Regions from separate parts of the Homo sapiens genome. Here region 1 is linked to region 2. The links are chromatin loops, found by intact Hi-C in ENCODE. Cell type or tissue: CD14-positive monocyte. All regions are shown on one strand. Links, peaks and the distances in the headings refer to the core of each region. The heading gives the core; the rest is flanking DNA. Region 1 overlaps KIF26B (kinesin family member 26B). Region 2 overlaps KIF26B (kinesin family member 26B).

The links. Hi-C counts contacts between places; a loop is a spot of excess contacts. Peaks named below come from ENCODE experiments on the same cell type or tissue, not always from the same donor. Only the 100,000 strongest peaks of a DNase experiment are listed, where the experiment ranks them.
Region 1: a loop joins it to region 2, with 2.1 times the contacts of the local background. A loop is called at or near these places in 3 of 110 quality-filtered maps.

The regions. Positions count from the first base shown.
Region 1 is chr1:245,233,758-245,249,813 of GRCh38, forward strand. All of the region lies in intron 2 of KIF26B (kinesin family member 26B), which reads left to right. KIF26B-AS1 (KIF26B antisense RNA 1) reads right to left here and starts at 760. Exons shown (of 5, transcript NR_151721.1): 1 at 630-760. RefSeq lists an enhancer at 785-1,304. In CD14-positive monocyte, for the core only: no CTCF peak of the experiment used is centred there; no DNase peak of the experiment used is centred there; H3K27me3 peaks cover 7,481 bases.
Region 2 is chr1:245,282,867-245,298,922 of GRCh38, forward strand. All of the region lies in intron 2 of KIF26B (kinesin family member 26B), which reads left to right. It also overlaps the pseudogene DNAJC19P8. Among named protein-coding and RNA genes, the nearest start is that of KIF26B-AS1, 56 kb to the left of the region's middle. In CD14-positive monocyte, for the core only: no CTCF peak of the experiment used is centred there; a DNase peak (open chromatin) is centred at 9,945; H3K27me3 peaks cover 4,593 bases.

The sequences.
Region 1 (16,056 bases), core at 5,022-13,021, 49 kb before region 2:
TGTCTGATGAGAGTGAGCATTTGCTGAGATCATGCATCTGTGGTGTTCAGTAGAGTGCCCAGCTTCATAAATACATGTTATTTGTGAATGATATACATGATACTAGTTTAATGGAAAATTGGGACTTAGAAATAATGTTTCGGGCTGGGCGCGGTGGCTCACACCTGTAATCCCAGCAATTTGGGAGGCTGAGGCGGGCAGATCACCTGAGGTCAGGAGTTTGAGACTCCAGCCTGGCCAACGTGGTAAAACCCTGTCTCTACTAAAAATACAAAAATTAGCTGGGCATGGTGGCGGGCACCTGTAATCCCAGCTGCTCAGGGGGCTGAGGCAGGAGAATTGCTTGAACCTAGGAGGTGGAGGTTGCAGTGAGCCAAGATCGCGCCACTGCACTTCAGCCTGGCCTTTAGAACGAGACTCCCTCTTAAAAAAAAAAAGAAAGAAAAGAAAAAAGAAATTTCAACACCGTAGCCTGTTCCCAGTGGAGGAAATTCTGAACTTTCTCGTTGTTGGAACTTTGTTTGATACCTCTAAGTAAATACCCAATAAAATGGTATCTAACGCCCCCCTGCCGGGCTGGGTGGTACCCACACTTGTACCTCGCACTCACACTCACACACGTCACACACCTGTCAGGGGGCACAGCCCCAGGTGAGCCTGAGTGCTGTGCTTGCCTCGTGGGGTGCTCCATGGAGATGGGTCTCCCAGGCCTCAGGGCTTCCTGGGTGCACCTCCCGTTTCTGCGTGCAGGGAGGGATGGCTACAGGACTGGGCGGGAGAACTTTCCCAGTGTGGTGAGGCGTGCTGGTGAGACAGCAGTGTTTCCTGGGTTACATGTGGGCAGGACTGGGTTGGAGATGGGCCCGCAATTTGGCCTCCTGACTTGGGGTGCTCCAGTCTGCAGGTGGAAGTTCTTCCCGGCGGCTTGCAAAGAAGAAAAGCGAGGAGAAGGGCACTGATTTATTCAGCAGGGCATTTCCTTGGTTTGGCTGAAAGCTTTTGACTTGCGTGAGCTCAGCAGGGGAGCGCCGTTTCCAGGCCTCGCAACACCGGCCTGCTATTAAGTGTTTCTAAGAGAATAAAAGCCTGTTGTGTTAAAAGGACTTGCCCTCCGCCAGCAGCAGTGGGCCCATTAGCCAATCCGTTGGACACCCGGTGGCACACAGGCTGGCTCTGCAGGAGGTCCTCCTGGCCTCCTGCCCCTGTGTCTTTCAGAAGGCAGAGTCCGTGGGAGAGATCTGCTTCCCCATCCTCCTGCCTGGTGGAGCTGAGAGTGTCAACTGACACTGTCCCTTCGGCCTCCTCCTCTGTCCCTACTGCGCTGGGTTGAGTTGCCTGTGGAGGGGCTCCGCTTCCCTTCCTTTGTGGAGCTGATGTGTTCAGGAAAATATTCGAATATGTTAGATTTGTATAAACTAGGTCATTACTCTCTTGCTTTAAGGTTATACTTCAAAGGCCATAGTTAATTAAAGGTAGGTGTCCTTTGTCATTCAAAGTGAACATTTGTGTCAGTTCAATAATATTTGCTTTTAAATTTCCGTTAAGACATACGGGTTGGGTGTGGTGGCTCATGCTTGTAATTCCAGTGCTTTGAGAGGCTGAGGCAGGAGGATGGCTCGAGGCCAGGAGTTCCAGACCAGTCTCGGCAACATAGCAAGATCCTTTCCTTAAAAAAAAAAAGAAAAATTAGCCAGGCATGGTGGCATTCACCTTTAATTCTAGCTACTCAGGAGGCAGAGGTGGGGGGATCGCTTGAGCCTAAGAGTTTGAGGTTGCAATGAGCTATGATCACGCCACTGCACTCGAGCTTGGGTGACAGAGACTCTGGAAACAAAGAAAAGAAAAGAAAGGGAGAGACGGAGGGAGAGAGGCAGGGAGGAAGGAAGGGTTCAGAATATAGAAAGAGGGAAGGAAAGGAGGGAGGGAGGAAGGGAATAAGGGTTCAGAATATAGATAGAAAGGAAAAGTCCACAGAAAACTGGAGTAAAGTCTGAAGCTCCTGAAATAATAGTCAGTGTGCTAAGCAGGAACAGTGTGTACAATTTTAAGACATGAGAGTGAAATACCGGGTTTGTCATTTGCATAAGTTTTTGAGTAGTTAGAATAAACAGTGCTTATCGCCTTCCCAAAACACCCCACCACTATAAGCTGCTTGTACACACTGCATCACTTATTTTTTTTTTTTTTTTTGAGACAGAGTCTCGCTCTGTCACCCAGGCTGGAGGGCAGTGGCACCATCTTGGCTCACTGCAACCTCCACCTCCTGGGGTCAAGTGATTCTCCTGCCCCAGCTTCCCGAGTAGCTGGGACTACAGGTGTGCGCCACCATGCCTGGCTAATTTTTCTATTTTTAGTCGAGACGGGGTTTCACCATGCTGGTCAGGCTGGTCTCGAACTCCTGACCTTGTAGTCTGCCTGCTTCGGCCTCCCAAAATGTTGGGATTACAGGCGTGAGTGAGCCTCTGGCATCACTTATGTTTTAATGACCAAGGTGTATACAGGTAAGAAAGTTAAGCATGTAAGTGCCAAGTTCATGTCTTGGTTCTATCATTTACCAGCCATGGGCTTTGGGCAAGTTAGTTTTAACCTCATTCAGCCTCAACGTCTTCAACTCTAAAATGGGAATAAATGTTGCCTCCATCATAGATTTATTGTGAAAGTTAAAGGATATTGCGTATAAAATGGCTTAGCATAGTTCCTGGGACGTAATTGACAATCAATATTATAATTATTAATATGTGAACTATAGGATTTTTATTATTTAAAAGAACCTTTAAGTGAATTTCTTATAAACCTATAATGTTAGCAATGCTATGAATAAAATTTGTTTTATAAGGTTGAAGTTTGGTATGTTGTATTTTCTTGAAGCAAATTTTATAATGCATGCGACTTGATTTTTCCTTGTCCTTTCCTATTTTTGGTAAGAATGTCTAAACCTGAAAACAATGGAGTGTAGAAATAAAAATACATGATGCGGAATCTGAGAATGCCAATGCTAGGGGAAAGGAATACTGAGTGTGTGTGGCCGTGAGCCCCGTGGGGGCTGGGATTTGCTCGCTGCTGTATCCCCAGGGCAGAACACCATGGGTGGCATGCAGTAGGTGCCTAATCAGTGTGTGTTGCTTGAATAAATGAATGAGACCACATAGCCCAACACCTTCATTTTGTAGATGGAAACATAAGGCACAGAGAAGTAAAGTGACTTGTCTGAAATTACTTAAGGCCGATCTGGGACTGAGTCTCTGGTCCGTGTGATCACAAATGCTTCTAAGGCTCACAACGTAGCAGAATTTGTCTGCAATGAAGATCGTGGTGTCTTCAGCAGCACACTGGCTGGCTGGTTATCTCTCTTTCTTCCTCTGTCCTCTGCTCCCTCTTTCTACTTCTTCCCTTCTTTCTTCCTCCCATTCTTGCCCATTGCCCCTGGTGGCGTGTCCTTTGCTAAATGAGGGCTAGACAGATGTAACTTACAGCTCTGTCTCATACCACGCAACTCTAAAGTCCATCCTTAGACTACGACTTAGAGCAGATGTGAATGTTTAACCTCCCTTCTCTCTGGACATATGGCATCATCTTATTTCTCTGTTAGCTGGTCTGCCCTCCTGCCACCCATTTCAAGGCACTGTTGGCTCCTGGAAGCCATCTGGATGGAGTTTTTGTAACGGGAAAGTGCTCCTCCAGCACCCAGGAAGCCTTGGGTGGGTGATGGTCCCTGTGATCACCCAGCCGTGGTAAGGCCTGCTTCCCTTGCTTAGCAAAACCGTACCCTGGTGGATGGTGATGCTGCAGCCGGGGCCCAGGGGGTCTATGAGCATCATGGCAAAAAAGCCTTTATGGGAGCTCCCAGTTTACTACTTTCAGCCTTTCGGAAACACACACATTTCCTTCCATTCTTTACTGGCAACACTGTCTTTTGTACAGACTGTATTTGTTTGGATTAATACAGGGAGTCTGCAAATTTTTGTTCAAATAAGAATATTGTAGCTGGGTGCAGTGTTCCACACCTGTAATCCCAGCACTTTGGGAGGCCAAGGCGTGAAGGTTGCTTGAGCTCAGGAGTTCAGAGCCAGCCTGGGCAACATAGTGAGACCTCATCTCTGCTAAGTAAATAAGTAAAAATTAATCAGGCGTGGTGACATGTGCCTGTGGTCCCAGCTACTTGGGAGGCTGAGATGGGAGGATCACTTGAGCCCCGGAGGTCGAGGCTGTGGTGAGCCATGATTGCACTACTGCACTCCAACCTGGGCAACAGAGCAAGACCCTGTCTCAAAAAAAAAAAAAAAGTTGTTATTTGGCCAGGCATGCTGGCTCATGCCCGTAATCCCAGCACTTTGGGAGGCCAAGGCAGGCAGATCACCTGAGGTCAGGAGTTCAAGACCAGACTGACCAACATGGTGAGACCCCATCTCTACTAAAAAAAATACAAAAATTAGCTGGGCATGGTGGCAGGCACATGTAATCCCAACTACTCAGGAGGCTGAGGCACAAGAATCACTTGAACCCAAGAGGCAGAGGTTGCAGTGAGCCGAGATCGCACCACTGTGCTCCAGCCTGCGTGACAGAAACTTCATCTCATCTAAAAAAAAGAATATTGTCATTTGAGAATCACAAAACTCTGATCTTTTTAAACATAGGAGAGTGATATAGAGCAGTGCTTCTCAAACTGTATTTGATGAAGGACCAGTTTTCAAATTTTCCATATCGTGTTGCAGATCAACCTATCCATCAAAGACAATAAAAATGAATAGAAAAATGGAAAAAAATCCCAAACCCAAAAGACATTAAAAAGTCCTCAATTTTTTTTATTACTCAGAACAATTGGGCTGGGCATGGTGGCTCACACCTGTAATCCCAGCACTTTGGGAGGCAGAGACGGGTGGATCACTTGAGGTCAGGAGTTTGAGACCAGCCTGCCCAACATGGCAAAACCCCATCTCTACTAAAAATACAAAAATTTAGCTGGGTGTAGTGGCAGGCGCCTGTAATCTCAGCTACTCGGGAGGCTGAGGCAGGAGAATTGCTTGAACCTGGGAGGCGGAGGTTGCAGTGAGCTGAGTTGGTGCCACTGCACTCCAGCCTGGGTGACAAGAGCAAAACTGTCTCAAAAAACAAAACAAAACAAAAAAACCCCAATTGATCTAAAATTATACATATTGCTGCAAAAAATTCTAAATGCTTAGTCTCAATTTCTACACTTCCTTCTGGGTGTTGGTAGCAAACTCTCTGTAGACCCGACTTTGAGGAGCTCTTGATATGGAGACGTGGTTTCTTACGTCTAATTTCGTTTTCCACCATCTACTGCAAGAGTTGTATTTTCTGCCTCACGTCGCTGTCCTTCTCCCAGCCCATTCATTTTACTTCCCCTCTCAGAATGGCCTGTGTAGTGGGAGGCCCAGGACATTTAGTGGAAGATGGACATGGGCAGGAGTTAACGCGTCCTCCAGAGAATGCCTCCATGTTCTTCCGTCATCCGTGCAGATATCAGGCTGCAGTCCCGCAGAAAATGATGATGTTGCACAAGGCGAAGAAGCAGATATTGACATGAGGCCAATAAAACAGGTCATGAGCCAATAAAAATGACCATCTGATTCACTTTCCAGAAGAGCTACGTTTTAATGATTTACTAGAAAGCGAATTCTTTCTTTGCATCAATTTTTATCAAAAACTTAATGCCATTAATAGGTGAAGAACACATTTTTGATTCATTGACTAGGATTATGGTTAGTAAAATGATTTTCTTTTGTTTGGGTTTTCATTGTTGTTTTAGACAGAGTCTCTCTCTGTCGCCCAGGCTGGAGTGCAGTGGCGTGATCTCAGCTCACTGCAACCTCTGCCTCCTAGGTTCAAGCAATTCTTCTGCTTTGGCCTCCATAGTAGCTGGGATTACAGGTGCCCGCCACCACGCCTGGCTAATTTTTTGTATTTTTAGTAGAGACGGGTTTTCACTATGTTGGCCAGGCTGGTCTCAAACTCCTGACCTCAGGTGATCTGGCCTCCCAGAGTGCTGGGATTACAGGCATGAGCCATTGTGTCCTGACCAGTAAAATGATTTTCTGAATGTTTTAGTGTTTTTCCTTCCAAAAGTTGTCTTTCCTGACAGTGTATTTTTATTTTACTATATAAAGAGTCACTTTCCGGCCGGGTGTGGTCACTCACGCCTGTAATCCCAGCCCTTTGGGAGGCCGAGGCGGGCGGATCACTTGAGGTCAGGAGTTTGAGACCAGCCTGGGAAACATGGAGAAACTCTATTAAAAATACAAAGATTAGCCGAGTGTCATGGCGCACACCTGTAGTCCCAGTTACTCAGGAGGCTGAGGCATGAGAACTGCTTGAACCCGGGAGGCGGAGGTTGCAGTCAGCCGAGATCGTGCTTCCAGCCTGGGCAACAGAGTGAGACTCTGTCTCAAAAAAAAAGAGAGTCATTTCCCGTGAAAACCACGTGGTCTTTCTGCATCCCTAGGGGTTATTCTGGTGCCTAACGACTTCCTGAGTCCACTTTCGCCGCTTCCATGGCCACATTCGCTTTATTTTTCTCTTCTTAGGGGAGGGGAAGGCAGGGCATAGTTGCTGTAATTTGTAGAGTTGGGTTGATCAGTCGCACCTTAGTGTATATACCTCAGTGTGGAAATGTCTGAAAATTGTAACTTTGGGTTTGTAGAATTTGTTTTCCATTTCATAAGTCCTGGAATTTTAAAGTCCTGCATTTTCGGTTCGTTTAGAGGAAGCTGCATATACACATACATGTACAGACATACGAGTGTGTATAGAATGTGGAGAAATACCACTGCCCTCAGACTCTCGTGAGATTATATTTAATCTTTTTCCTTCTAGGGAAAATTTCAAAAAGGTAGGAGGGGGCTCGTGATATATTAACATTTTTACCAAAAGCTCTGTTAGGGCTGGAGGGGAGACAGCAGAGAAGAGCAACAAGGGAAGTTTTAGTGAGATATAGCCATATCAGAAAAGCAACAATACATTTAGGGAAGCTGGGAGAGGCAGGAGATGCCGCTGTGGGAGGGAGCTGGAAGGCTACAGGGACCTGCCAGAGGGAGGCTGGAGGCTGTGGGCCAGGTGGCTCAGGGAGGCTGGAGGAAGGTCAGAACCAGCCTGGCAGAGAGCCTGAAGTGACTTGGAGAATGAGGTGGAAAGAAACTTGCTTCCTCTGTGCCCTGAGCTCAAAGATAAAGGACTCTGGCCCGGCCCAAGGTCCCTGCCCCCAGAGTCCCCGCCCAGGGATCATGGATCTCCACCTTTTCCTACTCTTGGGTCTCACAGGGCCTGGGGATTGGGAAACAGAGTATTGCCAAGCCTTATTAAGCAGCTGTTTATTGGGTCAGAATACACCTGTCAGGAAAATCATCGGTAGTGAGCAGTTTCTTCCCGTTACCAGTAAATGTCGGAATTTCCTGAGTGCAGCTCTGAAGGATTTAGAGGTGTCATTCCCAGAGATTAGCAGGGACCTAATCTGTGAAGTGAAGGTGGAATGACCAGGATGGCCAGAGCCAGAGGAAGACCACGAAGCCAGAGGGTGCCCCGACAGAGGAAAAGCGGCCGGTGGGTTTTAGATCCTCATTTGGCCAGAGGGAGGCAGCTGGATCGGCTTCTCCAGAGCCTGCTGGCTGGAGGTTGGCTGTCCGTGGTGGTCTGGTTCTAAGTAGGAGAAGAGGTGGAACTTGGAGCTGGGCACCAGCTGGCACTGCTGTGTTCAGAGCATGGGAGGAAGCAGCAGCAGCAGAATCCCAGGACCCCCAAAGTGGGAGAAGGGCTCCCAGGTGCCTTACAGGTCACAGTCGAGGGCCTTCTTAAAAGCTGGCCCAAACCTGCCCTTTCCTTGCAGCCCAATGGCCTCAGGAGACAGTGACTCACGCTGTGTCCACCTGTGTCATCCTGTGGACAGCTGGAGGTCCACGGGAACAGCTGCTATGGCGGCGGACACAGCCCCGTCCAGGGCCCATGGCAGCCCCAGCTGGCTGCCCGCTCCCTCCTGTGGGCAGTGCTTCACAGCGGCAGCGGGAGCACTGGGTGCAGCCTCTGGAAGGTCTGGAAGGTGCTTGCTTTGGGGACTCGGCCCTGGTGGATCCCCTTAGCCTGTGGTATGAGCTCAGTCCCCATTTCTCAGGTGGCCTTCAAGGCTCATTCCTGACTCACCCAGCCTCATCTCCAGCCATTCGAGATGCAGGCGTTGTCATTCCTTGAAATTCTCACGCCTTCTAGATCCTCTGTGCTTTTCATCACACTATTTCCTCTGCCTGGAATGTCTGTCTTTGCCTGGGAAACAAAAGAGAAAAATGCCTGACTGTTAGATTTAAAATAGCATCTCAAAGCTCACGTTATTTTTAAATATTTCAAACACATAGATAAGAATAGAGAATAACATAATCCCAGTGCTTTGGGAGGCCATGGCTGGAGGATCTCTTGAGGCCAGGAGTTTGAGACCAGCCTGGGCTACACAGCGAGACCCTGTCTCTATGCCTTCCCCCCCCAAAATAGGGAACATATTGAATGTCCGGCATTAGCGTTATCAGATCTTACTGCTATGCCGTATGTACTTCAAATCTCGTTTTATTTTAAAGAATGAAACAATAAAGATTTAGCTGAGGCGCTCAGGGTGCCCTTTCCCACTCCTGGTCTCCTTCCTTGCAAAGGATAATGTCTACCCTTGTGTTAACTAGCCCATGTATGGTGTTCTCATTTGAGCTAGATATTCTACCTAAGAAATCTAAACACATACATTGTATTGGACTAATAAAAAGTTGTATGTAAATTATATATTGTGCATGACCAGCAATTGGCCTTTTCACTCAATATGATGTTTTTGAAATTTATTCAAGTTGACACATGTATAGTATTAGCAGCTGCATGGTGTTCCATTGTATATATATGTGGTTTTTTGTTTGTTTGTTTGTTTGTTTGAGATGGAATCTTGCTCTGTCGCCCAGGCTGGAGTGGAGTGGCGTGATCTCGGCTCACTGCATCCTCTGTCTCCCGGGTTCAAGTGATTCTCCTGCCTCAGCCTCCTGAGTAGCTGGGATTACAGGCACGCACCACCACAACTGGCTAATTTTTGTATTTTTAGCAGAGACGGGGTTTCACCATGTTGCTCAGGCTGGTCTCGAACTCCTGACATCATGATCTGCCCGCCTTGGCCTCCCAAAGTGCTGGGATTACAGGCATGAGCCACCGCGCCCAGCCATATGTGGTTTATTTACTTCTCCTATGGATGGACATTTCGGATTTTTCCCTCAGTTACCTACAGTGCTGCTGTGTGCATTCTTGCATATGTATTCTTTTGCACCTACATGGAAGTTCTCTGATATATTCAGAGGAGAGAGGAGGTAAACTGTCAAGTCATAAGTTGTACATGTCTTCAACTTTACAACTTATCACCAAATTGCTCTCCAAAGTGGCTGTTCCAGTTGGACATGCCCATCCTGTTTCTCCCTTGCCAATACTTGTCTTTATCAAACTTTAAATATTTGCCAATCACATGGGTGAGAAGTGCTATCTCATTGTTTTAACGAGCATCTCCCTGGTTCCTGGTGAGATTGACCATCTTTGCAAATGCCAGTTGTGTTTCCCCTTCCATGACCTAAATGTTCACATCCTTTGCCCATTTTTCCATTTGATGCATATGTTGTCCCTACTGATGTAGGGTATGGATTCTATATATATACATACATATATATATATACACACACACACACACACACACACATATATATATACACACATACATAAAAGGATCTTTTGTTGGCTATGTGCATAACGTGTTTCTCCTCCCAGTCTGTGGTTGGTCTTTTCACAGTGTTTAAAGAGTCTTTTTAAACAAAAGTTTTAACTTCAATAAAGCCAAATTTACCCCCATTCTTCTGTATTGCTTATGCTTTTTGAGTGGTTTATCTAAGAAATACAAACTCCATCTGTAATAAAAATACAAAAAAAAATTAGCCAGGCATGGTGGCACACGCCTGTAGTCCCAGTTACTCGGGAGGCTGAGGCAGGAGAATCGCTTGAACCTGGGAGGTGGAGGTTGCAGTGGGCCGAGATCATGCCACTGCACTCTAGCCTGGGCAACAGAGTGAGACTCTGTCTTGTAAAAATAAAAAAGAAGAAAAAGAAAGAAAGGAAAGGAAAGGAAAGGAAAAGAAAGATACCCTTTCTATAGCCTTCTATTTTTTATTTTTCCCTTTTTTGACTTTTGAGACAGGGTCTCACTCTGATGTCCAGGTTGGAATACAGTGGTGTGATCATGGCTCACTGCAGTCTCCAGCTCCTCACTCAAGCAATCCTCTTGCCTCGGCCTCTTGTCCTGTTGAGTAGCTAGGACTACAGGCATGCACCATCATGCCTGGCTAATTTTTATTTATTTATTTATTTTTTGTAGAGATTGGGTCTTGCTATGTTACCCAGGCTGATCTCGAACTCCTGGCCTCAAGCAATCTTTCCACCTTAGCCTCCCAAAGTGCTGGGATTGTAGGAGTGAGCCACTGTACCTGGCCTCCTTTTATATTTTTTTCTAAATATCATTCTATATGTTCTTCTAAAAGCCCATTTGTTCCATTACTCTGAAAGACAATCCAAGATACGTCAGAGTCTCTTCTTGGGAAATATGGAATGACGTCTTGCATATTGTCATGATATGTAGTGGGTGGGTAAAATCCGTGAAAGGGTGAGTATTTTGCTTTTAAAGTTCTGTGACTATGGGATGGCACTCTAAGCTTCAGCTGCAGTTGGGAAAGACTTTTGCTGTAGACCAATTTTATTGTACTTAGTCGAGTTCTAGAGGGAGCCAGGCCCAGAAAATGAGGGGGACATTTACGTCATGGAACACAGAGGAAGACTCATGAAATGGCAAGAGACCCTCCCCTCCCCTGACTTCCAATGTGACACCCGTCTTCTCTGTCCTCTCTCTTCATACTGTTGTCTTAGGTGTTCCTTGTAACCAGACTTCAAACTATCTGAAAACGTTTGTGAGAAGGAACACACAGACACGCACACTCACACACACACACACACACACACACACACACACACAGAACTGCTTTGGACTTGGATACTTCCTAGTCCTCCTGTTATTCCTATGAACGATTCCTTCTGTTCTTCTAAGTCCCTTCTACTTTATTCAGAGATTATCATCATGACTGCTCATGATGGCAGTCAGTTTATCCAGATCACAAGTCAGAAGGGTGAAATCGGCTGAAAAGAGGATGAAATGTTTTAAACGCTCAAGAATTTCCAGTCACCACAGTCCTGAGGTTCGTTGTTTCTTTTCTGTCTGAAAGCTGTAGAACTCCATGCAGGGAGCCTGTGAGCCTCGGTGGGCTGATGAAACACTCAGAAGAAAAAAGAACTTGATGGAGGCAGTTGCCTGTTTAGCAGACGGGATCTGAATGGAAGGTCTGAGGGTCTGCAGATGTCAGAGCTGTCCATGGCTTTGCCTGGTGTCTGTCTGAGCGATCTGGCCTTTGTCCCTGATGCCTAATCTGCCTGTTTGTCTCTCTGAGATAGCCACCAGGTGGTCTACTGATGATCAAAGCCCTCGATGGTGCAGACTGCTGTCACCCCTCGGCTGAGTCCCAAGATGGGGAGTTTGAGAATGCCGAGTCTTGCTGTTGCCCTTTCTGAATGGGGTGATGCCTGGTCAGATTTCAGTTTCCTGGAACATGTGTTAATGGTTCTCAGCAGAGGGTAGGGCTTTATTTACACACCTGGCTCAGTCTAGACTGCAGACCTTTCAAAGGTTTGCAGAGCGGCCGGGCGCAGTGGCTCACGCCTCTAATCTCAGCACTTTGGGAGGCCAAGGTAGGCAGATCACCTGAAGTCAGCAGTTCAAGACCAGCCTGGCCAACATGGTGAAACCCCATCTCTACAAAAATACAACAACAAAAAAAATTGCTGGGTGCGGTGGCTCATGCCTGTAACCCCGGCACTTTGGGAGGCCGAGGCGGGTGGATCACGAGGTCAGGAGTTCAATACCAACCTGGCCAAGATGGTGAAACTGTCTTTACTAAAAATACAAAAAAGCCGGGCGTGGTGGCGGGTGCCTGCAATCCCAGCTATTCAGGAGGCTGAGGCAGAGAATTGCTTGAACCCAAGAGGCGGAGATTGCAGTGAGCCGAGATCACACTACTACAGTCCAGCCTGGGTGACAGAGTAAGACTCCGTCTCAAAAAAAAAAAAAAAAATTAGCCAGGCATGATGGCAGATGCTTGTAGTCCCAGCTACTCAGGAGGCTGAGGCAGGAGAATCGCTTGAACCTGGGAGGCGGAGCTTGCCATGAGCCGAGATCGTGCCACTGCACTCCAGCCTGGGCGACAGAGCGAGACTCCGTCTCAAAAAAGAAAAAAAAAAAAAAAAAGAAAGGTTTGCAGAGTAACTTTGTGTGGCTTTCTTGATCAACTGTGGGTGGACTTAAGATTTACAGCCGAATAAAGGACTTAAAAATACAGCCCTGGAATTTTTGCCTCTTCAAATGTCCTTCTTGAAAAGAACCCCTTTCAGAAAGTTCCACTTTTTAGGTGGAGCCCCCTGAGCCAACGCTCTGCTCTTCGGAATCATTGATCTGTCTGGGGATGAGCAATGCTGTTGTCTTCATCATCCTCGTCTTCAGCAGCATCAACAGCAAGGTGAATATTTAGCTGGTACACATACAGGTGGCCACACCACTCACCACCTGTTAAAATATTGAGACACTGCCACACGTGTTGGTCAAGAGCTGCTGCTCTGAGTCCCAGTCTCCCCACCACCCAGGCCCTGCCTCTGGGATCTCTGGGACCTCCCCACAAATCAGCAATGAAAGCGTTGGCACCTGACCCCACAGTGGGTCTCCAGGGCTCTGCTCAGCACTCCAGCTGGTTTATATTCTGGTAGGAAGACAGACACCCACACACCCACTCCCATAGTCATTGAGGAATCCATTCTGATTGATGCCCATGCCACAGAGTTGTTAAATATCGTGAATTTCAAGTCATCCTAAGACAAAAATCTGGGCTCTTTTCTTTGGTTAGAAGACAAAGGAATTCCAGCGTATGCAGAGCTGTGTACTGGGTTCTTTGGAGACATTATAATATATATAGATGGGCCCTGAAAGGCTTGCTTGTAAGGGCAGAACACACACACACACACACACACACACAGACACACACACACAGACACAGACACACACAGACACAGACACACACAGATACAGACACACACACACACACAGACACAGACACACACACACACAAACTTAAAAAAGCAACATGTCACCACATTGACACTGATGTAGATTGTAAGTGCAGAGGGGCCAGAGGGTAAAGATCTAGACAGATTGTTCAGAGTGTAAATCACTTAGTTTTCTGTGTTCTTAACAGTGCCTGCCACTGTGGCTGCTTAGGATTTCTTTTCTTTTTTTAATATTTAAAATTTTGGCTGGGCATGGTGGCTCGTGCCTGTAATCCCAGCACTTTGGGAGGCCAAGGCCGGTGGATCACTTGAGGTCAGGAGTTTGAGACCAGCCTGACCAACATAGTGAAATCTCATCTCTACTAAAAAAAAAAAAAAAAAAAATTAGCTGGGCGTGGTGGTGCTCACCTATAATCCCAGCTACTCGGGAGGCTGAGGCAGGAGAATCGCTTGAACCTGGGCAGGGAAGGTGGCAATCAGCCGAGATCCTGCCAATGTACCCCAGCCTGGGCGACAGAGCGAGACTGCATCTTAAAAAAAATAAAAATAAAATTTGAGATGCTTGGAGGAATAGAAAATTGGTGAATGTTTGAGGCAGGACGTGCTAACGAAGAGAAGAGGCTGACATTCTGCCCGAGAAGCAGGGCACGATGGCGTGGCAGCCCTGGGCTGTCGCTGGAGCGAGCTTGTTTATGGAAGTAAGAGGAAGTGGGCCCGAGGGATGCAGAGCAGACTTGCAGGGTCCTGAAGGCTGGAAACTAGATTTTGGGTGTATTAGGAAAATCATGAAGACATGTTGAAGAACTATCAGCCATCTCTTAAACTAGAAGGCAGGCCTTGCCCCAGAACAATTAAGTCATCTGTTTGGAGAAGAGGGAACAGAGAGGAGCCTCGTGGCCTCAACCACTATTTTATCGTGACATTCTGCAGAAATCCTGGCCATTTTTTCTTTTGCTCTCTGTACCTTTCTGAACTTCTCTGCAGGGAAGTGTTGCAGCAGATGCCCTCAGCTCACCAGAGCCCGTGTTAGCCCTGGTTCCGGTCCTCAGTCTCACTGGGTGATAAGGGAAGATGAGGGAAAACTACTTCTATCAGTCACAGCACCAACAGTGCCAACACGGCCGTGCACATCCAAATGGCTTCATTATGCTCAACAGCCTGGGTGAGTCTGAGCCTTACAGCTAAGATGCATTGCTTTTTTTTTTTCCCTCGGTGTGATAAAAATGCTGGTAGTATACTTTTATACCCCAAAATAACTGAGCACATTGAGAAAGACACGGCGACCTACTTGGGAACTTCAGCAGTATTAGCTGGAACGCTGTCTGGACAGTGGAAGGACTTTTTGCAGGGAGCTGCCGTCAGAGGACTGAGAGCCAGCGTTCAGCACGGCATCACTGAGGGCGCCTGGCATGCCTCCGCCTGCCCGTGAGAAGGCACGCTTACCTTCTAGATTTCTCACACTCCTCCAGAGTTGCATTCTGCTTCCGTAACTGTCCTAGAACAGCATTTCCTGTATGAAGATACACAGGTTTGGCCAGAGACTGAACTCTGGTTACTTCCTGAACTTGGGAACAATCCTCACCAAATCCACTAACTATTAATCATGGTCACAGACACTCTCTTGCTTTTGCATGCTCTGCTGTGATGAAGATTGTTGACGCCAAGAACTAAATCGTAATGAGCCCACGTGCTCTTCACAGCAGGCTCCGATAACACTTTGTCGCTTTTATGGTTAAACCTCCTCGTAAAATCTCTCTTTAAGCGAACACGTGATTATCCCCACGGTAGTTTAAACTGAACTTGATTTGTGAGTTTATTTCTTCTTTTCCATCTGAGATGTTTGCCAATATCTCTGACATATATTCTCCTATGGAAATAGCCAGAAAATGATGGATCGAGGAAATCAAGTGTAAATCAGTCTGTACCTCCGAGTGGAAACCAGTCAGTGGGATGTGAATATACTTAATATGTTCTGTTGTCTTGTGTATTGAAGGAGCCTTCATGGAGATTTTATATCTCTGGAGAAACTCCTGCAGGTTGCCTTTTTAGAGAGAGGTTTGAAATAAGAACAAAGAAAGTGAGTTCGCTTTAGCTGAGTAAGGCAGGGGGCAAGTGAAGCAGTGTTAGAGGAGGTAATGTGGCAGCTGTCTATAACAGGTGGAGCAAGGTGATTTTTGTGTGTTTGTTTGTTTTTGGTTTATTTTTGAGATGGAGTCTTGCTCTTTCGCCCAGGCTGGAGAGCAGTGGCATGATCTCGGCTCACTGCAACCTCTACCTCCCAGGTTCAAGCGCCTCCTGAGTAGCTGGGATTACAGGTGTGTGCCACCATGCCTGGCTAATTTTTTGTATATTTTTTAGAAGAGACAGGGTTTCACTGTGTTAGCTGGGATGGTCTCGATCTTCTGACCTTGTGATCCGCCCGCCTTGGCTTCCCAAAGTGCTGGGATTACAAGTGTGAGGCACCGCGCCCAGCCACAAGATGAGTTTTAATGGCCAAACAGAATTCCTGTTTCACAACAATTGACATTGTGTCGGCTCCCTTGTTTGTGCATATGTGTTAATCTATTTTTTTTTTTTTTTTTTTTTTGAGTCTCACCTTGTCGCCTAGGCCGGAGTGCAATGGCATGATCTTGGCTCACTGCAACCTCCACTTCCCGGGTTAATTATCCTGCCTCAGCCTCCCTAGTAGCTGGGACTACAGGTGCCCACCACCACGCCTGGCTAACTTTTGTATTTTTAGTAGAGATGGGGTTTCACCATGGTGGCCAGGCTGGTCTGGAACTCCTGAGCTCAAGTGATCTACCTTCCTAGGCCTCCCAGAGTGTTGGGATTACAGGCGTGAGCCACTGCATCAAAATGCAATTTATTTTGGATACTGAATGCACAGAA
Region 2 (16,056 bases), core at 4,965-12,964:
TTATTGGCAGTCGGGCATACATGGAGTATTAATGCTGCTTCCCATTTTGTCATTTTGGGTTCAAACCCACCTCTGTAGTAGCCACCACCGAAGGCAGATTTTGGTAGACTTTGAAAAACTTGTTCTGCTTGAGGCTCCATGTGCTTCATGGCTTGCAACACCTAATGGCCTGCAAATTCTACAGCTACAATGGTGAGTCCAGCTGCTACCACCTACTAGCCATGGCTCCAGCCTGGCTCCCCCTGCCACCACCTGGAGCATGGACCATCCCAGCCCAGAGGTCACTGTCAAAAACAACACGCCTTTACCGGAGAGCAACACAGCCACTGACAGCAAGCTCAATCCGCACAAGTCCACCGACAGCAAGCCCAATCTGCCCAAGCCCACCCACCGCGAGCCCAATCTGCCTAAGCCCACCCACCGCGAGCCCAATCCGCGCAAGCCCAACCACCTCAAGCCCAATCCGCCCAAGCCCCGACTCATCAGTTCTTCACACCCCATATGCTTTCTTTTTAGAGTGTTGCCCCCTAAACCATTCATGATGAGTACCTTTCACCATCTGTTTTTTTCTTTTTACCCTCTTGGAAAAGAGGAAGGTCACCTGAAGGTCACCACTGGAAAACCTTGCTGGCTCTGGGGAGTTATTGGTCTGTGACACTGTTCAGACTTGGGCTGTAGGCAGTCTGGTACCTGTGCAGCCTCTCTTTTATTTGTTTACTTTTATTGTAAAACCTGTGTGCAAAAAAGTATATGTAGTGTAAAGATAAGGTTTAAAGAATAGTGGTGAAAAAGAACATCCATTTACCCTCCACCAAGCTTGAGAATTTTTTTTTTTTTTTGAGGCGGACTCTCACTCTGTCGCCCAGGCTAGAGTGCACTGGCACAATCTTGGTTCACTGCAACTTCCGACTGCTGGGTTCAAGCGATTCTCCTGCCTCAGCCTCCGGAGTAGCTGGGACTACAGGTGCCCACCACCATGCCTGGGCAATTTTTGTATTATTAGTAGAGACTGGGTTTCACCATATTGGCCAGGCTTGTCTCGAACTCCTGACCTTGTGATCTGCCTGCCTTGGCCTCCCACAGTGCTGGGATTACAGGCGTGAGCCGCTGCGCACCGCAGCTTGAGAATATGAGCAGCACTTTTGAAGTCCCTACGCAATGCGGCTTCCCTCATCCCTCCTTTCCCTCTCTAGCCCATCAGAGGCAACCACTGTGCTGAATTTAGTATCAATCAACCCCTTGATATTAATGTAGTTTTTTAACCACATATTAAATATTTAAATAATGTATTGCTTAGTCGTGCTTCCTTTTGAACTTTTTATCAATGGTATATAGTATGTATTTTTCTCAACATACTGATTTTCTAAATGTTACTTTTAAAAAGGTGTATCTGTGTTGATTTAGCTACAGTAATTTTAAAATTAGGATTCATATTCCTTATAATTTTATCTCTGGGGAATTTTTGAGGATCTTCTTCCAGAAAGGACTGGGGTTTTATTTCTCCAGATACCTGGAGTATTATTACCAGCCCAAGGCCTCCTACAAATACATTTTGGGTTTTTTTGAAAACGCAGGTGGTGTAAATTCTGACTCCAGCCCTAAACTCAGGCAGGCATTTCTTCATTTCATTTATTGCACCCAGAACAAAGTCTGAGAGGGGCCTGTATCCTCAGTTCATTTCTGTGGGGCAGGTTTTTGTTTGAGTAAACCCACTGAGTGTGTTGACCTTTGGGGAATCCTAGTTTTTGTAGAGTTCTCTCATTTAGATTCCTATACTTCTAAAAATGTAAAGCAAATACCAATAAAATAGCATACCAGATATTGGTTATCTTTTGCCCTAATGTGGTGTAACAAGTCACCACAAAACTTAGTGATTTAAAATAATAATTTGGCCGGGCGCAGTGGCTCATGCCTGTAATCCCAGCACTTTGGGAGGCTGAGGCGGGCGGATCACCTGAGGTTGGGAGTTCAAGACCAGCCTGACCAATATGGAGAAAACCCCGTCTCTAATAAAAATACAAAATTAGCCGGGCGTGGTGGCGCATGCCTGTAATCCCAGCTGCTCAGGAGGCTGAGGCACAAGAATCACTTGAACCTGGGAGGTGGAGGTTGCGGTGAGCAGAGATCGTGCCACTGCACTCCAGCCTGGGCAACAAGAGCGCAACTCTGTCTCAAAAAACAAACAAACAAGCGAACAAAAACAATAATTTATTTTTGCTCTTGTGTCTGGGAGTCAGTTAGGGTCTGCTGGTCCAGGCTGTGCTCAGCTCAGCTTGGTGCCCCGCTGTGGGCTGGGTTCAGCCTGCTCCACACGTCTCTCATCCTCCTCAGATCCATAGAGCATGTTCTCCTCATGGCAGTGGCAGAATTTATTCCAAGAGTGCCTAGCAGAAACATGCATGAGCAGAAACATGCAATGCCTCCTAAGGTCTAGACCTGATGCACTTCCTTTCTGCCCATGCTCCGTTAGCTAGAGCCACTCATGTGGTCCTCAGTCCAATAGGAAACATATTCTGCCTCTAGTGGAAGGAGCGGCAAAGTCACATGGCAGAAGGTCTAGATACAGGTAGAGAATCTTGATCATTAATTCAATTTGCCACAGGGAAATTGCTTTCCTTTACCTCTGCTTGCTAGTGCTGTGGATCTGTGCTCACTGAATTCCATTCTCAAACGTTTACATTTCCTGAGGGTTTGATTTATTACTCAAGTATGTTCATCTCTACTCCTGAAGTCTCTCAGGTGGGATATTCCAGATGAGATATTTCCTAAAATTGAAAAAAAAAAAAAAAAAGGCCAAGTGTGGTAGTGGCTCATGCCTGTAATCCCAGTACTCTGGGAGGCCGAGGAGGGAGGATCACTTGAGCCCAGGAGTTTGAGACCAGCCTGGTGCCCCACTGTGGGTTGGGTTCAGTCTGCTCCACGTGCAAGCAACAAAGCAAGACTCCATCACTACCAAAAAATTTTTAAAAATGAAAAATAAAAATTAGCCAGGTGTGGTGGTGCGTAGTTGTAATCCCAGCTACTTGGGAGGCTGAGGTGGGAGGATTCCTTGAGTCCAGGATTTCAAGGCTGCAGTGAGCTATATGGCACCACTGCACTCCAGCCTGGATGACAGAGCAAGACCCTCTCTCTAAAAAAAAAAAAAAAAAGGAAAAGAAAAAAGAAAAGAAAAAGAACATCAGGAGAATGCCAACTCAAGAGGTTCACTGCTTCCCCCAGCTTTGCTACTTTGGCAGGGTAGGGCTCCTGAGAACAGGAGTTCCTGTGGGAGAATCGTTTCTTACAACTTACTCATCATACGTCAGGATGTCACCTGGTCTCTGGGGGTACCTGTGGATAACCTGTGGCCGGGATGGGTAGGACAAGGTAAAACAAAACTCAAACTCAGGTGGGTGTGGTGGCTCATGCCTGTAATCTCAGCACTTTGGGAGGCCAGATCCACTTTTGGGTGGATCACCTGAGTTCAGGGGTTTGAGACCAGCCTGGCCAACATGTCAAAACCCCATCTCCACTAAAAATACAAAAATTAGCCAGGTGTGATTGTGCACACCTGTAATCCCAGCTACCCAGTTGGGCGAGGCACGAGAATTGCTTGAACCTGGGAGGCGGAGGTTGTAGTGAGCCAAGATGGCACCACTGCACTCTAGCCTGGGCGACAGAGTGAGACCCTGTCTAAAAATAAAAACAATAAAACGTGTCAAACTCACACATTTTAAATATTGATTCTTAAGCCACTGAAGAACTATATCCTCATTGTGCTGAAAAACAATGGGATACAAACTTGTTCTATTTTCAAGACATCTAGATCTTTTGTTATATTTACAAGAAAGATAAATTAGGTGGTGGCTATTCATAAATTAATGAAAGATTCCTCACTTTATAAAAGGAGTTGGTGCAAGGTAAATTTAAGTAGCAAACTTTTCCAAAACATTAAAAATTTCATGCAATTTGAAAATTTTGGCTGGGTGCGGTGGCTCACGCCTGTAATCCCAACACTTTGGGAGGCCGAGATAAGCAGATCACTTGAGGTCAGGAGTCTGAGACCAGCTTGGCCAACATGGTGAAACCCCATCTCTACTAAAAATACAAAAAATTAGCCAGCTATGGTGGCATGTGCCTGTAATCCCAGCTGCTCGAGAAGCAGAGACAGGAGAATCGCTTGAACCCAGGAGGTGGAGGTTGCAGTGAGCCGAGATCTTGCCACTGCACTCCAGCCTGGGCAACACAGCAAGACTCTGTCTCAAAAAAAACAAAATTTTTTAAAAAATTTTCTTACAACTTTTCAGAAACCTGTTTATCACATATAACAGGAAATATTTGCAGGTCTGGGGCTATTTTTCCATTGTGGTGATCAGTATATATTTTTAATGATTTCATTTCATTTTTATTAAACTTTTTTTTAAGGATTCATATATGGTTCATTTCGTGTACTGGTTAATGTTTGTTACTTTAAGCCATTAAAAAGCAGAATTTGAGTCTTACAATTGGACACTGTTTGCATATTGTTTTAGTTATTTCTAGTTTTTTGTAAAGTATATAAATGCGTTTTTTTCTTCCAAATTATTGGTCGGATTGTGTAATTATTAAGAGCCTTTGATCTGAGGGTCCCTGTGTGTCTCATCTCTCTCTCTCTTTTTTTTTTTTTTTTTTTCCTGTGGCGGAGTTTCGCTCTTGTTGCCCAGACTGGAGTGCAATGGCACGATCTCGGCTCACCGCAACCGCCACCTCCTGGGTTCAAGTGATGCTCCCGCCTCAGCCTTCCAATTAGCTGGGATTACAGGCATGCGTCACCACGCCCGGCTAATTTTGTATTTTTATTAGAGACGGGATTTCTCCATATTGATCAGGCTGGTCTCAAACTCCCGATCTCAGGTGATCCGCCTGCCCTGACCTCCCAAAGTGCTGGGATTACAGGCGTGAGGCACCGCGCCCGGCCTGATCTCTTTACTGACACGTGCCCACAGGGGAGCAAGGAATTCCTAACTTCAGTAGTAACTTGGGAATTTCATTGAAAAGTGACAACTCCTTTCCATCTTTCATACTTATTTTTCCCACCATCTTCTGGGTTTTGATAATTATCTTTTAGGTACTCCAAGAGTACTATGATAGGCTTAAAAAAAAAAAGAACAGAAAAGGAGACAGCTGGGAAATCCACCAGCAGAATCAAGTTCCATATACCAAATTATTTTTTTTCATATTTTCTTACATATTGTTTGTACCATCTCTTCATCCCACTCTACTTTCGGAGCGAGCATTATTCCTGGAAGAACTTTTGTATTTTCTCGGAGTCCATCTGCTCTGAATACTTATCTCCCACCTGAGGCCATCATGTTCCATTCGGAGCATCGTAATCATTTTCACAGCAACTAAACATGATTTCACACACAGCAGATTATGACTTCTGTGGGGAGTGAGCAGTGTAAAATGATTAACCCCTTAGGACAGGGACCCCATTTCACACTAATCTCCTTAGCAACCAACAGAAGACAGGAAAATGGACAGCATAAATGGATTGAGGATAATGCAGCATCCCATTTAACGATCAGTTCTAAATGCCTCCGGAACATACTTCCAACCAGAAATGATAGCTGATGCCAAAGAGTATTGAGCAAATGTCCCTGGAAAAGGTGGCACTCGTGTGGAAGAAGGACATGGGAACATATGCCGTAAAGATTGGGGGTCCATCAGGGATGAAGTCTTGCCTGACTGTGGTGGGCCGCTGGGCCAGTAGGACTCCCGGAGAGACAGCATCACAGAATGCATGGATGGTGGGGTTCCGAATGGCTTAAGTCTAAATGAGTTGATTCTACTTTTGTCTAGTTCCGTTACGTTTTGGGGAAGAAGAGCTATACCATGCATAGGTTTGTGAATTAGTTCTTATAACCTCCCTATAATTACAGAAACAAGGATAACCCAAAGGTCTTGATTTTTTTTTCCTAAAATATTTCTTTTTCCCTAAAAGACTTCATGGCAATTGAATACCCTGTTTTCAGTTTACTATTGCTAGTTCAAGGAAGGGAGTTTTTACTGGGAAGAAGAAAGTCAATCTAAACAATGCCACAACTGTTTGTTTTTTTTTAAATAACCTTCCATGCCTATGACACAGGCAGCTAACATAATGGGTTCCATTGTATTTGAATGCTTCTGAAGTTAATGCTACCTTTTTCTGCATGACTTACATATAGAGGAAGTCGGGTTGGTTTGTAGCCAATGGCTGTTAGATTTGATGACTAACAGTAGGTATCTCAGTAACAAAATGTTTCTCTCTCCATCACCATTAATTTTGGAATCTTCACCAGAGCTGATTGATCAACTCAGACAACACTCTTTATAAAGTATAATGAAATTAGAATTTTGATTTAGTCGTAAATGTGGTTACAGGGTGGGATTTGAAAGCATCTTCTGTCATTGAAGAGAAGACTATCATCAAAGAAATTACCGGCATGCTATAGGAATCCAGGCATTGTGGAACCTTCTGTTACCCCAGGCAATTATTATTATTGTGATTTTCGACTCGGCAAGTGTATGGACTTGAAAAAATCATCTAATAAACATTTATTATTAGCTACCCTTTGCCTGATAGCAGAAAATGAGAAGGAACCAGATGCACCCACTTTAATTAATTGGTGTAATCAGGAGTGGTATGCGACATCAAGGGTGAAAATTGCTGACTTAAACTGTGGCTTTGTGGCTCCAATGAAGTCTTGAAGTCTTTTTTCCCCTTGAATAACAACAGAATCAGAGCCTCTGGATTTTCCTTTCTCATCCATCTGAATTTCTTTCCTTTTTTGGGGGTGGAGGTGTGTTCAATTGAAACTTTTGATGTGGTGATAGGATTCCCAATTTTTCTGCAGGAGAGTTGGGAGTTTATTCCTGAGTTTTCTCAGTTCATTCAAAAGACCAACAAAGAGAGGAACAACATCAGGAAATGTAATGGAAACAATACATGTTATCCTCCTTTTGCCTGAACATGGTACAGATTGAAGTAGCAACCCTCTGCTTAGAAAAACCTTTTCTGTTGTTCCCGACTAAGCAAACCATCCTTTAGGTCTCTGCTTAGACATCACTTTCTCTGAGAAGTCTTCCCAAAATACCCTCCCTCCCAAACCACCCTACCCTCCATCCTTCCTCCAGCTCTGTTAGGCTTCCTTATTCCCGTCTTAGCACTTCATCCACTTTATTTTAGAATTGCCTATTTATTGTCTATATCCTCTTTTACTTGGGGTCAGGCACTGTGTCTTGTCACCTCTATATCTCCAGGATCTAATACAGAGCCTAGCATTCAGTAGGTGCTTAATCAAACCTTTATTGAATGAATGAATGAATGAATGAATGAATGAATGGAAGTAGTGTCTGTCTCACCTAGGTATACCTTACTCATGTCTGCATTTTCAGTACCTACTGTCACTGGAAAGGAGTTCCGATCCAGACTCCATGAGAGGGTTCTTGGATCTTATGCAAGAAAGAATTCTAGATGAGTCCATAAAGTGTAAGCAAGTTTATTAGAGAAGTAAAGAAACAAAAGTATGGCTACTGCACAGACAGATCAGAACCGAGGGTTGCTGGTTGCCCACTTTTATGGTTATTTTTTCATGATATGCTAAACAAGGGGTGGATTATTCATGCCTCCCCTTTTTAGACCATGTAGGGTAACTTCCTGATGTTGCCATGGCATTTGTAAACTGTCATGGTGCTGGTGGGAGTGTAGCAGTGAGGACGACCAGAGGTCACTCTCGTGGCCATCTTGGTTTTGGTAGGATTTGGCCGGCTTCTTTACTGCAACCTGTTTTATCGGCAGGGTGTTTATGACCTGTATCTTGTGCCAACCTCCTGTCTCATCCTGTGATTAAGAATGCAGCCCAGCAGGTCACAGCCTCATTTTACCCAGCTCCTATTCAAGATGGAGTTGCTCTGGTTCAAATGCCTCTAACCCTACTTGGTGTATCAGTTATCTATTGCTGCATAACAAACCACTGCAAAACTTAGTGTCTTAAAACAGCAGCTATTTAGCCATGATTCTGCAGACTAGCAGTTTAGGCTGGCCCAGCTGGTCAGTGCTGGTTTCAGCTGGGCTCCCTCATGTGTCTGTGGTCAGCTTCCAGGCCGTTGAGTGCTGGGTGTTCTAAGTAGGCCTCAGCTGGGGGTGTTGTCTCTTTTCCCTGTGATCTTTTATCTTCCAGAAGGCTAGCCTGGGCTTTTTCAAGTGGCAACTGGGCAGGGCTGTAAGAAAGGGAGCAGAAGTATGCATGACCTCTTGAGGCCCAGGCTCAACTGGCACATCATCACTTCTGCTGTATTTTCTTGGCTGCAGAAGTCACAGAGCCAGTCCTGACTTAAAGGGAAGGAAAACTGACTTCTTTGAGAGGAGGAACTGCAAAGATAGGTTTTAAAGAGGCAGGGATACGTGGAGGAGAGTAATTGAGGACATTTTTGCAAACAATCTATTATTCTTGGCATAGTGTAGGTACTCTAAAGCACTTGACTACTTTGAGTCCAACAAGTATTAGATTTAGCCCAAGTCTTGGAAAGTCTTCCAAAGAAGATAAAATTTCTCTTTGGTTGCATTCTGAATCCCTGCCCTTCCCCATCTCCTATTCCCTGATCCCTCCACTGCTTTGTGACCCAAGCATGCAGGCCTTGTGTGGCTGTCAGCGCCCAGGTCCTCCTATTCAATGGGTGATACATCCTGGACACCTACTGTTCTCCTGAGCATCTTGTATAAACTAGACCCCACACCCGACGGGACCACAGCAGTGAGCAAGAAAGACAGATTCCTGTTCTCCACTGGGAAAGATGGATGTTTGACTAGAAACTACGAAATGGATGTTTGACTAGAAACAGGTAACAGAGGGGACCTGCCTTGTTGAGGACCTGGCATTTAAGCTGCGACCTAAGAGGTGGGTAGGAAGGGGTGTTCTCGCCATGGAGGAGGTGGCGGTGACAGTGTGGGGCCCAGAGACGGTACGGTGGAGCACTTTTCAGAGAGAGGGAGTGTGCAGAAGGGCCCTGGTGCAGGAAACTGGGAGAGGACAGAATGGCTTCAGCTCAGGGGTGAGGGATGGCAGAGGTGTGCCAGACCGGGTCTCCTGGGGCTGGGTGAGCCAAGGCACTTTCCCAAGAGATGACTGGAAAGCTGTTGAAGGGTTACAGACACAGGGGAGGTGACCCAATTTACTTTTTAAAATCATCCTGGGCTGCATAGATAATACATGTAGAGGCGTGCAAGGCTGGACATGAAATTCCTTCCATTCTCCACCATCAAAACACTCTACCCAGCGGGGTGTGAGGAAGAAAGCAATCCGATGACATCGAATTCGCACTAAAGTTACTGAGAACCTTGTCATGGTATTTGTTCAAATCTTGAGTGTGCAGTCTTCGAAACCCTCTGAGCTCTGTTCCAGACTGTCCTCTCAGCCTTGAGTGCACATGGGGCACCGGAAGCTGGTGCACTGGGGAAGAGAGGGAACCGTCACTGCCAGCTGCCCGGTGGTGCAACCCCCATTCATTCTGATGTGGGCTGGCTGGCTGGCAAGGCGGCAGAGGGGCTCAGTGTCGCCGTGTAAGTCCTCAAACGGTCCTTGCTAGTGGCTCACTTTAGAGGGGATGGTGCACGGCTCCTTTTCCTCGGGATCTCAGAGCAGGTGCTTCACCTGCCTCTACTTCCCCCTTGCCCATATTCCCCCCATTGGGTACTATTTTACCTTTTCATTGGATGTCATTTAAAAAATGTGGTAACTCAGCAACACCTTTCACTGCCTTAGGCATCTGGTTTTCTGTGTGACACAGAGGCCTTCCTTCTGGCGCTGTCTCCCGGGAGCATCTTCAGGCAGCATTTCTCTAACTTCACTGAATGATTCTGGAAGTGGCTGGCAGATCACTGTCAGTGGAGTCAACCAGATGTGTATCTGCTAGGCCATTTCCCTTTCCACCTTCCCTCGGTTCTCGCTGGGTCACAGAAGCAATGTCATAACAACACAGCTTCCTCCTAATGAAACATCTGCAGCCACCCTCTGGCTGACAGTTCATTAACCTTGTGGCCCAAACTGCTTCGGTGCCGTCCCTGCTCCTGAATTTTAACATTCAGAGTTTTCTTCAAAGCCCAGGTCTGCTTATCAATCATGTTCAATATTAGGTTACTTACAGAATGAAGTCATTATCTTTAATGTTTAATAACTGTGCCACAAAGATAATATAATAAAATCTGAGAAATGTAATTGAGAGAGGCTTTTGACTCAAGTCTTGTGTGTGTGTATGTGTGTGTGTGTTTAATCTTTCCTAATCCTATCCCCAAGGCTAAGAAAAACCTTGTTTTCGCTCTGTCTTCTACTTGGTTTGTCTCTTTTGTTTTGTTTTTGCTTGGCAATGTCCTGATCAGTCTGTTTTGGTGATGGCTGAGTCTGGGGAGCTGGCAGCAGAGATGATGACACTGGGATTGACACTATGCTGCAGGAGGGGGTGGTTGACGGCCACAGGAGATGTTGTGGGGTTGGACCCTTGCAGGGCATGGATTTGGTCAGGTATGGGGAACAAATGACCAGCGTGGACTCTGCTCCTGACACAAATGAACAAAGTGCCCAGATCTGATTCCCCCAGCCCTGGTGGCTTCCAGGTCTTTGAAGGTAGAATTGAGCCTCACAGCAGATGGCTCCTGGTAGTGAAGAGATTCTTGGGCAAAAGCCTGGTCATTAAAGAAGGAAGATTTCTTTCTTTCCTTTTTTTTTTTTTTTTGGAGATGGAGTTTCACTCTTGTTGCCTAGGCTGGAGTGCAATGGCGCAATCTCCACTCACCGCAACTTCCACCTCCCGGGTTCAAGCAATTCTCCTGCCTTAGCCTCCTGAGTAGCTGGGATTACAGGCTTGTGCCACCATGCCCGGCTAATTTTGTATTTTTAGTAGACATGGGGTTTCTCCATTTTGGTCAAGCTGGTCTTGAACTTCCAACCTCAGGTGATCTGCCCGCCTCGGCCTCCCAAAGTGCTGGGATTACAGGCGTGAGCTACTGCACCCAGCCGATTTCTTTTTATTTTTTTGTTTAGGAAAATGTATAAAATGGAATGTAGTCATTTTGCTTTGTCTTCTTGGAAGAAGCATCAATATGAATAAGTCTTTGAATTTGCAAGTTAAAACTCTGATTTTCCATGGGCAGAATCCGGGTGAGAAATAAGTCTGTTTGACTGTTTTGAGTTCTTCCTTTAAAGAATATAGACCATGATGGTGGCCTGTGTTGTGTCCTGAGGGGCTGTGTACACGGAGTCTATGGCAAGGTTCATAAAACGCTTAGAGGTTTTTCAGAGAAAGGAGCTATAGAAATGGAAGGTGGCACAGTTGTGTTGGAAACCTCCCACGGGGTCTCCAGGCTCTCATTTCCCTCCAAGTCATAAAGTGAGAGGATCTGTGGTAAGTCTCCCCCTCTCCCCTCCCCTCCCTCTCTTATTCTGTTCTCAAGGCAAGAAGCAAAGCATGAGGGTCTAACTATACAGGACAATCCTTCCACGGTTCCTCTGCGCAGTCCCATCTTACATCTTTGGAGGAGTTGGATAGCTTTTCTTTCAAAATTTTACAATAATTCCTTTCCTTTTTCTGAATTGCTTTATGAGTTGACTTGTCTTCCTAAGGAGTCAAAGTTAACAAGACTACCCTTGAACAATGTGAAACTCAACCAGGTATGTAGCAGGCTTTTGGTTTTTTATCTAAATGGTTGAATTTCTTTTTTGGTCTAGCTGTATTAGGAATAGAGAGAAGAGAATTTCTGGAAGTGGAGACCAGGAAAGGGTTCAGACTAGTTCTTATTATTATTACTTTTTTTTCCCTGAGACAGAGTCCCGCTCTGTTACCCAGGCTTCTGGAGTGCAGGGGCATGATCTCGGCTCACTGCAACCTCCACCTCCCGGGTTCAAGCAATTCTCCTGTCTCAGCTTCCCGAGTAGCTGGGATTACAGGCACCCACCAACAGACCTGGCTAATTTTTGTATTTTTAGTAGAGATGGGGTTTCACGATGTTGGCCAGGCTGGTCTCGAACTCCTGATCTCAAGTGATCCACCTGCCTCGGCCTCCCAAAGTGCTGGGATTACAGGCGTGAGCCACTGTGCCCGGCTGGGTTCTTGAGGGAGCCAGGCTGAGTTCTGCAGATGCTTCTGTTTTTGACTGCTCTCATATTTTCTAAAGTACATCCTAGTCTCTTTCAACTCATGGGGAAAATTGCAGAGAGTTAGGGCCCGTATAGTATGTGACACCAATCAAGACATAAATAATGAAGCATAAACATGTTTTTAAAAAACCTGTTATTTGGGATGGAGAGAAAATAACCCTTTTCAAACATTCGATATAACTTTATACATCCTAGGGAAATGTTTACACACACCATTGGTTTAAAATTTTAGCTGAATTATTTTGATACTTCAGTTCAACAAATGGTCAATTCAGTCAGTTTTTTAATTGATTTTTCACAAAATGGAACCGGTTGACTGCTTGACTCAACTAGTCATTTGTGTGATACAGACGCAGGCTTAGAAGAATAAGGTTGAACTGGGCAGTGGCAGATGGCTAAGGTCGAGTTTAAGGAAGACACAGAGAACTCTACCCATGGGTCCGTATCATGGGTTCCTGTCCTCACATCCATATCATCAGTTCATTTAGTGAATGAAATCATAATCCCTGCCTCTCAAGGTCTCATTTGATTTCACATTCAGTGGCGTTTTCAGTCTGTGTTGAAAGCACATGAGATGTTGACGCATTTGCACACATGGTGAGCCAGGAAGGAGGTGACGAGAGTGAACTGGGAAGAGATCATTTGAACATTAGAGATGACGATTCTGTTTACTATTTTCTTAAGTCCTTACTGGAAATATTACTTTTCATGGACTAGAACTAATTGGAAGTAAGATATCCTGTAAGTCCATTTAGAAAAAATTCTTCCAACTAGTTCTGAGCACGCTGGATTTGCCTGAGAAACTCTTTGGGCTGCATTCTGAGGGTGGCTTGGGTGGATTTGCCTTGACTTGATGGCCTTGAGGAATAAGGAGGCCTGAATGGGCGTGAAACTGTGTTTAGAACTTGAGTTGGCCTGACACAGCTCTGGTTCACACTTGAACTTATGTGGACACTTCTCTGCCTCTCCATTATTCATCTTTGTACCTCCTGCATCTAGCGTAATGTTGAACACATGACAGACGTTCATTAGATGTTCAGAGTCTGGTTGTTTGCCAGCCTAAAATGCTTAGAGTTTATTGAATTGGGTTGTACATGCTACTAGGACCTATGACTTTGGGGAAGGAAGTTTTAGGGTTCAGCAACCTTTCACGTTTTGTCTTTTTTTTTTTCTTATGGGCTAGGATATTTACCCAAGGTAAATTCAGAGAACAGGGGTGCGCAGTGTTACATATGGCATTCCCCACTTAGGAGCAAGTGACTAATATCTGTGTTAACTGAAGTCTGTCTTCTCACAGGTTCTGTGCTGAAGAACCATCTCACTGGCTGACACCCCTTAATAAGACATTCTGAATCTCCATGATTACAAGATTGGAGTGTGTTCAGAACCAGAGGCAAGCAGAATAGTTCAGAGATGTGGGTCGTAATCTGAGTGGGGATATAAGGGCCCCGACACAGGTGCCACCGGGCAGCTGCTGGAAGTGGGTTTGGAGCCGCACAGTGTGCACCAAGGTCAGTCCTGGGTGGGGGACGTGCAGCCAAAGGACCATCCCTGCGGGATTCAGACTCCAGATCCCCTGCTTTCCCATCGCCATGGGATGCCCAGAATGTTAGGAACAAAATCCTTGCTCACGAAGTCGGCCTCACTTTTCCCTGCCCAGCTACTGGCTTCCACGTCCTCGTCTTTATGAACTTTCCATCATGTGTCTAGAATTCCATCCCCTCTGCTCCCTGCTGATTCATGCCCGCCATTTTCCTAGGGAGCTCAGTCAACATTCAGCTCTTCAAAAATTCTTTTTCTGGCCTCATCTCAGGACTGTACTTCATTTTGTAGTTTTTCCACACAGAACTTGTAAGCACTCTTGAATCATTTCATTTATGTCCCGACTTTTTAGCTAGCACGCTTAAGAGCAACACAGGCCTTGTTTTTCTGTGTATATGCTGAAGCAAGCAGAACTGACCTACCCAAACTTAATAGTATGAACTGTGTTAATATAAATTGTCAGCTCTGGAGATTTTATTTGATTCTCAAAGTAACTCTGTGAAGGCCAGGCATGGTGGCTCACGCCTGTAATCCCAACACTTTGGGAGGCCAAGGTGGGTGGATCACCAGAGGTCAGGAGTTCAAGACCAGCCTGGCCAACATGGTGAAACCCCATCTCTACTAAAAATACAAAAATTAGCCGGTCGTGGTGGCACACACCTGTAATCCCAGCTACTTGGGAGGCTGAGGCAGGAGAATCGCTCAAACTCAGGAGGTAGAGGTTGCAATGAGCCGAGATCACGTCACTGCACTCCAGCCTGAGTGACAGAGTGAGATTCTGTCTCAAAAAATAAAAAAGAGCAATTTTTATTATTTCCATGTTTACAGATGATGAAACTGAAATTCAGAGAGGCCAGGTGACTTAACTAAGGTCACACAGCCAAGTGGAAGGCAGAGGTGGGATTTGAGTCTTTGCTGATTCCATGTCTATTATTCTTTCTACTGCCATACACTGTCTTTCTGGTTTGCTGATTCAATAAATTTTGCCTTGAAAAATTAGAGTCACAATTGTCTTTTGAAAGCCTTTCTTTGGAGGAAATATCCTCTGAGAAACTATGATTTTTTAGAAAATAATTGGACTTAGAGAAAAGGAGTAGGCTCTGCCTAAGGAAAAAATGTATTACTTAGTCCTTTATCAAACATTTATGGGTTTACTCTGTACTGTGCTAGTTGATGGGAGTGGGACTAGGGTCAAATGAGGACATGGTTTCTGTCCTCCCTGAACCCATAGCCTCGTGGCTTGGAGATGGGACACCATGGTGGCAGATGTTGTGTGTGCTTGTGAATCTGAAAGACTGATGCCTGATGGGCATCAGTTTTTGTTTGTTTGTTTGTTTGTTTGTTTTTGAGACAGAGTCTTGCTCTGTTGCCCAGGCTGGAGTGCAGTGGTGTGATGTTGGCTCACTGCAACCTCCACCTCCCAGGTTCAAGTGATTCTCCTGCCTCAGCCTCCAAAGTAGCTGGGATTACAGGCTCCCACCACCACACCCAGCTGATTTTTGTATTTTTAGTAGAGACGGGCTCTCACCATGTTGGCCAGGCTGGTCTCAAACTCCTGACCTCAGGTGATCTGCCTGCCTCAGCCTCCCAAAGTGCTGGGATGACAGGCATGAGCCACCGCGCCCAGCCCTAATGTTCTAACTCATAAGGAAATTTTACCTTCATTCACTACGAGTAGGCTCATACTATACAAATATTAGTTTCTAGAGTCCATTGATGGATGAAGAGATAAACAAAATGTGGTCTATGCATACAATGGCATATTCTTCAGCGTGGAGAAAGAATGAAAGATACGTGCTATAGCGGTAACATGAACCTTGAAGACATTATGCCAAGTGAAATAAGCTAAACACAAAAGCACAAACATTGTATGGTTTTGCTCATGTGACAGGCAAAATCATAGAGAAAGAAAGTAGAATAGAGGTTGCCAGCAGCTAGAGGGAGGGAGAATGGGTGCCGAGTTTCAGTTTGGGAAAGTGAAAAAGTTCTGGGCATGGCGATTGGTGATGGTTGCAAAACAATGTATGAACCACTGCATTAATGTACTTCATGCTCTTGAATAGTACACCTAAAAATGGTTAAATTGATAACTCTCATGTTACATATACCACACAGAAAATTAGTTTTCAGAATAGCTGACAAGCTATGCTTAGATATGTCTTTAAGGCAGGAGGAAGATGGCAGTGGTCATAGCAGTGTGTGGAAAGCAGGAGAGACCCCACATGTCACCAATTAGCTCTCCAAATCCAGAAAACATCAGGGATGAACAGCCTCCGCTGCCCATGATCCGCGAGCTGTTTCGCTAGCATTCCGAACAATTCTGGCAAAGGCGGAAACACTGGACCAGGATCTGGGTGACTCTTTC